Regions from separate parts of the Homo sapiens genome. Here region 1 is linked to region 2. A link is a loop called in an ENCODE intact Hi-C map of the cell type or tissue named here. Cell type or tissue: natural killer cell. All regions are shown on one strand. Region 1 overlaps FERRY3 (FERRY endosomal RAB5 effector complex subunit 3). Region 2 has its middle 16 kb from the start of LINC03141.

What was found. Hi-C counts contacts between places; a loop is a spot of excess contacts. Peaks named below come from ENCODE experiments on the same cell type or tissue, not always from the same donor. Only the 100,000 strongest peaks of a DNase experiment are listed, where the experiment ranks them.
Region 1: a loop joins it to region 2, with 21 times the contacts of the local background. A loop is called at or near these places in 9 of 110 quality-filtered maps.

What each region holds. Positions count from the first base shown.
Region 1 is chr12:4,524,393-4,529,392 of GRCh38, reverse strand. It overlaps FERRY3 (FERRY endosomal RAB5 effector complex subunit 3), which reads left to right. Exons shown (of 14, transcript NM_020374.4): 5 at 3,810-3,909; 6 at 4,018-4,139. Among named protein-coding and RNA genes, the nearest start is that of FERRY3, 12 kb to the left of the region's middle. In natural killer cell, CTCF peaks have their summits at 2,072 and 2,272 (motif pointing right); a DNase peak (open chromatin) is centred at 2,222.
Region 2 is chr12:3,993,456-3,998,455 of GRCh38, reverse strand. No RefSeq gene overlaps it. Among named protein-coding and RNA genes, the nearest start is that of LINC03141, 16 kb to the left of the region's middle. In natural killer cell, CTCF peaks have their summits at 2,265 and 2,466 (motif pointing left); a DNase peak (open chromatin) is centred at 2,465.

The sequences.
Region 1 (5,000 bases), 530 kb before region 2:
ATTCAGAACCTCTGTATTGCCCTGCTCTAACTATGACCATGGCTCTTTCAGTTCATTTTGTACGCTCAAGTACCTTAGAAAAAAATAATAACACTAGTATTGTTCCAAGAAATTGTAATTAGATTTGAATTCCTGCTGTATGGATTACTTAACACAGTATACAAACAATGCTTTTATTATTTATCTTTTCTTCAGAGTATGTAAAAAACTTCTAGCATTATTTATTTTAAAGTAATAAGTGGCTTCCCTGACTGCTTTCTAGTAACTCTATATAAATTGTGATAGGAATTCAGGATGTGTCCTTCTAGATAATCCATTGTAATTTAGCAGAATCTAATAATATTTATTATCTTAAAAACACTTATTTAAGACATTGGGTGTATATGCCATTAAGATAATAGTTTTAGTGTTGCTTTGATTGTGAGAGTATATTAGGACTAAATCACTTTTGTTTGTGTGTGTGTGTGTGTGTGTGTGTGTGTGTGTGTGTGTGTGTAACTGATTTAATAGTCCCAAAGGAGTAAATTTAAAAAGATGTGCTGGTTTGTTCCTGGTTCTCATTAGCTTCCCATTAGAATACAGTAAGGCTAGCAAGATGAGAATAATCTTTGGAGCATTGTCATGGTTAAGAAAATTTTAAGTACAGAAAAATAATAAGGAAATGTATTTAATAATTGTTCCTGAGGGATACTCTCTTCTGTGTACTAAATTAGCATATTTATTATATTGCATAGATTTGTAAATTTTCATAACAATTGTACTCCTCTGGACCACTTATTCTCATACTTTGTAAAATATTAGAATGATCTCTTTGTCAAAAAGAACATGCTGTTTTGAGATATTTGTCACTGTTTATAGGTTTGGTTTGTTGACCAGCTGTATTGGGGCAGTTTATTCCTTTTTGATGAGATACCTGCAGTGAGTGGTTGCCACTAGGTATATAGTTGAAACATATTTCCCTGGGGAAGACAAAATTTTTTTCTAGTTCTTTATTATGTAGCCCATAAAATTGTGAATATAGTTTAAAAAGAAGAACAAAATATAGAATTAGGTTTTTAAAAATACGTAAAAGTAGAATTACCTAATACTAATTAATTACTTTCTGTTGAACTTCATTTGTTTGATTTTTCCTCCTAGGCCTTCAAATAATATAACCTTCAAGTCATCCTGAATCTGTTATTAGCCGTCAGGTTTTCTGTGACTATACTCATTCTGCCTCTTTGGGTATATTGATAAATTCCCATTTTGGCTCCCTATACTTCCATTCCTAGTACTTTCATTGAGCTGTTGAGTGACTCTAACTTGCAGCATAGTTTGCTGCCTCTACCCCCTAGAAAACTATATATCTAGCCATTAATAGTCTATAATGCTTCCTTATTCTAAATCTGAAGATTTGTGTTCTACATGATTCTTCATCTTTTGGGAAGTTCAATTAACGTGCTAATTACCTGCATTTACTGGTATTCATACTTTTTTTTTTCATGGAATAGTTTTTTAGTAGAGGTTTGTTTTGACTTATTTTATTGTTTGAAATCATATTTGGCCATATTTCTTGATGGGGTTTGGCCTTCTTTTTTCTTTCTAAACATATAAATAATACTTGAATTCATCTAGTTTTAAAAGTTTTGTAATTTATTTTTAACCTGTCCAAACCGCTAGCTTGAAAAAGAAAAATAAGCTGTATTCCTCTGGTAGGTAATATTTATTGCAAAGGTGAACAGTATGACTTAAGGTAAGTTGAAATTCACTAGTGTCTGTGGAGGTTGACCCGAAATTTTGGTGCTTAATTTATTTATCCATTTCATGAGCAGAAGTGACACATTTTCTTATTTCATTTTAATGCCATTGTACATCTTTAAAAGACAGTTTCTCGGCACAGCATCAATAATACAAGTTATAATGATTTTTTTTCTTAAAGTATCTTCAAGATAATATATAGGTTGCCAGAGTTGTCACATCTCACATACTGAGCCAGGCTATATTTAGTATTTCATCTGAGACGTAATAAAATTTTCTTCTATCTTAATCATAGAAAAAATATATTGTATCATCAACTATATGATTAGCTAGTTGCCTTTTGGACATATTTAGGATGAAATAAATGTTCATGAAATTTTATTTGTTGAATTTCTGTCTGTCTTTTTCTTCACAAGAGATGTGCTCTTTTTTTAAGCAAACCAGATTCTAGATATTTCTTTAAACTTTAAAAATGGCAATGATACCTTTTATCCACTAGAGGGAACATGTGTAATGTAAAATAGTAATATATATTTATATCTGTTTGTATTTATAAATGGTTAGCAGTTATTTCTGTTTCTAAATAAGAATCTCACTTGCAAGCATAATTTTCATTTGACCCATAATAGTTATTAAAAGTTAATGGAGTCATCTGCCTTAGAACTAAGTGGGATTTAAGTGATATTGAATATTTACTACCAGAAGGTATATATAGAAATGTATATATGTGTAACTTGCTTGAATTTAATTTATCATATATATATATCTTAATCAGTGTTATAAATAAGTATAAATTCACCCTTTTTTTTTTTTTGAGATGGAGTCTTGCTCTGTTGCCCAGGCTGAAGTACAGTGACACGATCTCAGCTCACTGCAACCTCAGTCTCCTGGGTTCAAGCAATTCTCCTACCTCAGCCTCCCAAGTAGCTGGGATTACAGGCGCCCGCTACCATGCCCAGCTAATTTTTGCATTTTTAGTAGAGATGGAGTTTCATCACGTTGGCCAGGCTGGTCTTGAACTCCTGACCTCAGGTGATCCGCCCACCTCGGCCTCCCAAAGTGCTGGGAGTACAGGCATGAGCCATCGCGCCTGGCCAAAAATTCACTCTTAAGAGCAATTTACCTGAATTAACTAGGATGATAAAATCCTCTTAGTTTATATCTGTGTTTTGTTCTTTCCCAGTTTGTTAGAAATTTGTTTTAGAACAAACTTTTTGCATACATTTGTATTAGAAGATAATCTTTAATTTCAATTTTTTAAGTGAACTTATTTATTAAAATATAACATACACACAGAAAAGGCAACAAACTGTGGGTGTACAGCTCATTAAACTTTCACAAATTAAGCACGACCATGTAACCATTGCCCAGATCAAGAAATAGAATATTTCCAGCATTACAGAGTCCTCTTTCATGCCCTTCTAGTCCTTTACCCTTTCCCTCATAAATAACCATTATCTGTACTTCTAACACCATTGGTTAATTTTTCCTGTAGGAAAAACCATTTTTAATTTTTGCACATTATTTCTTTGGATAAATGCAGAAGGTGTGACTAACATCTTCAGACTGTATTTTACGTCTCTCTGTAAATTTTATGACTTAATAGTAATTTGACTCAGGATCTAATTGTCTGCTTCTGGATATAATGTAAACTAACTTTCAGAGGTTGAAGTCACTTTAGTTCATATACAAATAGAAAATCCATTTAAGCTGAAATTGCAGAGCCTCTTCTTTGAGGAAATTTGCAGGTGAAAAGGGGTCCAGAGTTTTTAACATTAGCCATGGTAATTGAAAGGTAACTTAGATTTTGACTGCATTCGTCTGTGCAATACATTTAGATGAAAATTTAGCTGCACAAATGATGTTGATATTATATGACACTATCATCGTTATTGGCTAGTCTCCATTTCCAAGGATTCTAAAGTACTTTCCAGTTACAATTCTCATTCCTGGACACATTTCTATAAAATAAATTTTTTATTTTCACTTTATAGAGATTGTTTGATGAATCTGAAGGATCATATACCTTGAAAGTTTGATGAATATCCCTGATTTGTTTATTTGTGTTTTAGACAAGGTATTGAAATGGAAAAAGTCATGCAGGAATTGGGAAAATCACTGACAGATCAAGATGTAAATTCACTGGCTGCTCAGCATTTTGAATCCCAGCAAGTAAGTGAAATACAGTGACTTTTAGGTATGCAGTTGCATTTTCTTTTGTTTTTTTGTTTGTTTGTTTTTGTTAAAAAAATTAACCAGTTGGTATACTGTTTCTTTTAGGACCTAGAAAATAAATGGTCGAATGAATTAAAACAATCAACTGCCATCCAAAAACAAGAGTATCAAGAATGGGTAATAAAACTTCACCAAGACCTAAAAAACCCCAACAACAGCTCCCTTAGGTATTAACTATGTATTGTTCTTATTCATATAGTAGTCCATTGTTAGTAATGTTTATATTTACTACAAAGTTAAACCTTTTAGCTGTATGTCTTTTTAATTTGCTAGTGAAAGTTCAAGACAATTTTATGCTGTGCTTTTACCACCTTTTGCATTATAGGCTTTATGTGGATTATTTGGGGGGCAATGGTTATTGGTTAGTTTGAAATAGAACTTTAGTTTTATGTTCTAGATACATACACCTAAATACTTAAATACTATCTTTATTTCTTTAGTTTCCACTCCATGCAGTAAACATTGGTTGAATGCCAAACACTCTCTAAGCAGAAAAACAAACAAAAAAAACCCCTGCCTATATGGAGCTTATATTCTAGAAAGAGAGACTGATCTATAAATAAAATAATACTGCATAGAGTGGTATGTGCAGTAACAGAAGCATGTAGAAGGTACAGAAATAGCATGGAGGATTTCTCATAAATTATAACTTGTATGGCATCTCTTGGCCTAGATAAATTGTATTTCACATATTCCCTTAGAGCTTGACCATACCTATGTTATTTCCTGGCTATGTATCTGTTATGTTTGAGAATTAATATTTTTCAAATCCTAAAGTATATTCAGTTGGAAATATACTGAGTACGGTATAATAATCCTATTTCCAGCATATGCCAGTGTATGCTATAAATATTTTTAAATAGCATTTTATTTGTATAATGTCAGTCTCATGTCTTTTTTTTTTTTCGTTGTGTACCCAGTTCCTTGCCAAGTGTTTAGCTCTTGACACTAGCACATAAGACATGCTCAGTAAAAATTTATGGGATGAATGGATGGACAGATGGATAGGTTATTGTTAAAGTCTTTAC
Region 2 (5,000 bases):
ATGAGGAGCTCTGCCAGGCGCCTCAGCCTGCACAGAGACAGCTCTGCACTGCCTTTCTCTAGGAGCCAGATCCAACGAGGCTCTTCAAAGGGGCTGGAGGCCCACGGTGGCAGCTGGGCCCTTCCTTCACTCAACACTACTCAACCTCGCTGGGACTATTTGGAGTCAGAAGTCCTATGTTTGAGTTTCCACCCAGTGAAGTACCAGCTACAAAACCTTGGCCAAACCACTTCACTTCCCTGGGTCTCAGTTTCCTTGTCTGTAAAAGAACAGTAATAAATCCTGCCTTGTGTGTATTCTAGATGGTTGAGGATCAAGCAAGAAAAGATGCATATGAAAACTTTAAGCTATGAAATGTAATATACCAAGGTATTGACAATATAACAATAATTATTATTTTCAGTAATTTCTTGCCTGGGAGGAGTGATATACCCAGTCAACTGTGTCTCACAGTGTTTCTAAAATATCTTCAGGACAGAGATTTGTACCAGCCACAGACAGTGGTAGCGACCACACCTACGTTTAGAGTGGCTTCCTGCCGCAGGGTACACCTGTCCTTCCACCTCTTTCAGGTCAACGATAAGCCAGTGCTCTCAGCAGTAATCCTTGGCTCCCAATAATTACTGTTTGTGAAGACCCATCTAACACCAGGGAGAGGAGAGGTGTGTTCATTACTGCGGAGGAGGAGGGCAGTAGATGACACTTACTTCGTACCCTCTACTCCTTTGCATAACTTCTTCTGGACTCAGCGTATGTAGGGTTGTAGTTATTTGCAGTGTTGGAGTAAAATGAACCCTAAACACCAAACAGCTCCTGATCTGTACCTCTGAAAAGTGAGACTGATGGCTTCTCCTTTTTCTTCTCTTCCTTTCAGCTCTGTGACAGCATGGGCTCACCTCTAGCGAGCGCCTTCCTACTGACAGTGCTTGGCGGCGATCTGGTGTGCCTGTGGGGGCCTCCCACTTTAAAGGCCTTTCCCAGGTCCTCCAAACTGAACTTTGTGTCCTTGCTATGTGAAACATGGAAATCTTATTTATTTCCAAAAGCAACCTATACTCATTCCTAGAAATAGAAAGGATGGACCCAGGAGAACTGGCTCTGACATAAGTGAGTTGTGTCAACGTGGGGAGGTCACTTAACCTGTGTTTGCAACAATTTCTCTTTAAAATGGGGAGCACCATGCCCTGGCCTACATTACCATCCAGCCTGAGGTTTTAGTGAGATGCTGGGCATGGAAGCACTTTGCAAGGAGTTACACTAAGATAGTGGATGATTTTTATTTGAATACTGCAGCGATCCTCCCTTTCCTTCTGACACCTCTTCATGCCCTCATTCCATTCCATTCTACACTCTACCCACTTAGGTCTAATCTGACTTTACATATACCTGACTTTCTGGAATTCATTTGGTCTTAGTGGGCCACCATTTGCATTCTGCGAGACACCATGTGGCTCCTCAATCTGTTGACATGTGCCCTTCAAGCACACGGAGGCACTCAACATGGGCACCTAGCAGTCCATGTGGGCTGTGCACACACAACATCTGGTTTGGAAGCGGTGAACTGGTGAATTTAATTGTCCTATGCATCAGATTGAGTAACCGAAATCCAGAAGAACTCAAGGGTGAAGGACTTTCCCAAGGTCTATGGAGCACCAGTTTACTGCTCTAGAGCAGAAAGTCATATTTCCCAGAGTTTTTGATGAAAGGAATTCAGGGCAACAACATCTGGTGCTGATTTGAACGTGGTAGGTTGGGTACAAGGAGCTGCAGGGGGATGAGAAATCGTCTATGGCAAGAATCAGCACAGGTAATTTTCAGGCTGACTTGTTTCTCCCTCACTGAGCCACACTGGCTTGACAGCTGCTTCTTTGTACCCTGAAATATTTGAGCAGCCTGCAGTCACGGCCCTTTGCATGTCCCTGCCTGCTTTCGCCACTCGGGAAGAACTCAGGTCTTGCAGAGGCTACCCCTGATTCCCATGATTAGATGTGGACCCTGTAGGAGACAGAGGGGTGGGTCAGAGGCCCTGAGAGAGAAGAAGGAAGGAGGTTGGTATCTTCTTTTCCCTGAAAACAGTCCCCACAATTTCTGAGTGTTATTAAGAAGGTATTGATGTAGAATTCAAGTTCATTCCAGCACACAGTGGGTTTACCAAGTTGGCCAAGGGGGCTTTGTGGTCAATGACTATGACCTCAACTGCCCATCACTGAACTATATGTACAGGTCCTTCTGTCTTGATGAAACAATAGGAAGAAGCTAATTTGGGAAAGAAAGAATAGAGAGGTGTGTGGGTGTGTGAGTGTGTGCGCATGTTCTTTTATTAATTGATAATACATTAATTGTTTAGATTTTTAAAATCAAACACACACACACACACACACACACACACACACACACACACACACACACACACACACACACACGCTCCCGCTCTCTTTTATTAATTGATAAAGGCACCACTGCCCTCTACTGGCAACAATATCATCTTTCCAGTGTTAGAAATGCCTGGATGGAGCCTTCATTGCTTCAGATAAAAAAATTTTGAATACTTATTGCAAATACTTTTTCAAACAATTTGCAAATAAAGTGTATTTCATATTTATTCATTCATTCAACAAGTACTAACTGAAATGAGTAAGATGCGTATGCCCTGGTCTTGAGAAGTTACTATCTATCTAAAGAGTGGACAGGAATGCTAATTTAATGAGTACAATTGATTTCACCATGTCCAGGGTTAATACCCAAGTTGCAAGCCCCCTGAACCACAGAGCACAGCTTCTGACCCACTGCCCTGCACCCTTGATTGGGATGCTCAGAAACACAGCTAGAGACCTCTTTCTCACTGTCAAGGAGCATCTGCACTGGAATAACTTTCATGGAATCATGGGTCCAGAAGGTCAGACAAAATTCACATAAATCAGAGTGTGAGATTCCAAGGCCAGATGGGAAACCCATTCTCACAAGTCTTCAAGACTACTGTAATTCTTCAGGTTAGAGAAGCCTGTTTCTTCCAGCTCTCGCCTCAGGCACACATCCTTCGGATTCTTGGAAACAGTGATGTAGCATTCCCCTTTGCCTAGCCTCCTTCATATTATTTTCAAGTTTGTTCATATTGGGGTTACTCCAGGCAATTTAAACAGGCATGATTCCATTCAAACCTTCTGATGCTGGTTTTCTTTTTATTTATTTATTTTTTTTTTTTGAGACGGAGTCTCGCTCTGTCGCCCAGGCTGGAGTGCAGTGGCATGATCTCGGCTCACTGCAAGCTCTGCCTCCCGGGTTCATGCCATTCTCCTGCCTCAGCCTCCCGAGTAGCTGGGACTACAGGCGCCCGCCACCACGCCTGGCTGATTTTTTGTATTTTTAGTAGAGACGGGGAGTCACCGTGTTAGCCAGGATGGTCCCGATCTCCTGACCACATGATCCGCCCTCCTCGGCCTCCCAAAGCGCTGGGATTACAGACGTGAGCCACCGTGCCCGGCCTGAGTTTTCTTCTTGTGCTATTCTTTAATCAAATTAGGCAAAGTATGAATCCTTTCTCCACCAACATTGTTTTGGACTAGGTAATGCAATTTATATGGTACAAAAATCGAAACAATAAAGAAGTTTAAAGTTAATGTCAATCCTCCATGTCAGCCTTCTCTACCCTTTTCCATCTCCCCTCTGCCAGAGGTAATCGTTGTTAAATTGCCCCATGTATTCTCTTGGTATTTCTTTATGCAAATATGGACACATGCAAATGAACATTATTGTTGTTCTTCCCCTTTAGGCGAAAAGGAAGCATGCTATACACACCATTTTGAGCCTTTCCCCCACCACATAGCAGTATACATTGGATAATTTTCCATATCAATATATTTTTAAAGTTCCTCATTCTTTTTATAGCTGTTAATATTCCATCATGTGATAATATTGTGGTTTATTTAACCAGCCTTCTATGGATAGAAACTAGGTTTGTTTAGAATAAGTACTCTTGAGCTTATATTAGTAAAATATTTTTGCTCTCTCCTTCTCAGTTTTAGCCACCTTCTAATACTGTTTAAAATAGTGTTATGGGGCCAGGTGCAGTGGCTCATGCCTGTAATCCCAGCACTTTGGGAGGTCAAGGAGGGAGACTTGCTTGAGCCCAGGAGTTTGACACCAGCCTGGGTAGTATAGTGGGACCCTGTCTCTACTAAAAAATTAGCTAAGTATGGTCATGCCTGCCTGTAGTGCCAGCTATTCAGGAGGCTGAGGTGGGAGGATCACTTGAGCCCGGGAAGTGGAGGTTGCAATGAGCCAAGATTGTAGCATTGTACTCCAGCTTGGGTGACACAGCAAGACCCTATCTCAAAAAAAAAAAAAAAAAAATATATATATATATATATATAGTGTTACTGAACCATTGGAGGTTTATCTGCCTGATACCTACCACAGCAATTCTTGGGGACTCACTCTTGAGGGTCAGCTGCACACAAAAGAGCTCTGAATGCCCTCAGGATAGCAGAATGCAGGATGGAGGGCAGGGACAGAGCATTGGATCTTAGAACAAGATCTGTTCAGACTCTGGGAACTGACATGACAAGAAGAGCTTTTACTCCAGAACTTCTCGGAGAGGAATGATGAGACTTTCTGGGAGGACGGATCAAAACAATGACCCTGACATTAAACTAGAAATTACCTACGTGTAATTGAAGCTGCACCACTCTTAGAGGGGCACACAAACCTAAGAAGTGAAGGACCAAAGGAAATGAAGATTGAAAGAGACATCAGGCAGTGGGCTAAAAAGAAACATAACAGACCCACATGTCCCTTTCCAAAGCTGTGCCATACCATTCCAGCCCTGTCCTCATCCTCTGTACACAAAGTCAAGAAAGCTGGGTGATTCCCTCAATTCCGAGGACCAAGGCAGTTATACTGGTGGTTTGCGGCCAAAGCAACAAACACCAGTGGTAGACTGACTTTTCTAAAGAAGTTGTGATGACGGGTGGACTCACCTTGCACCTGTGCAGCATTTCTTG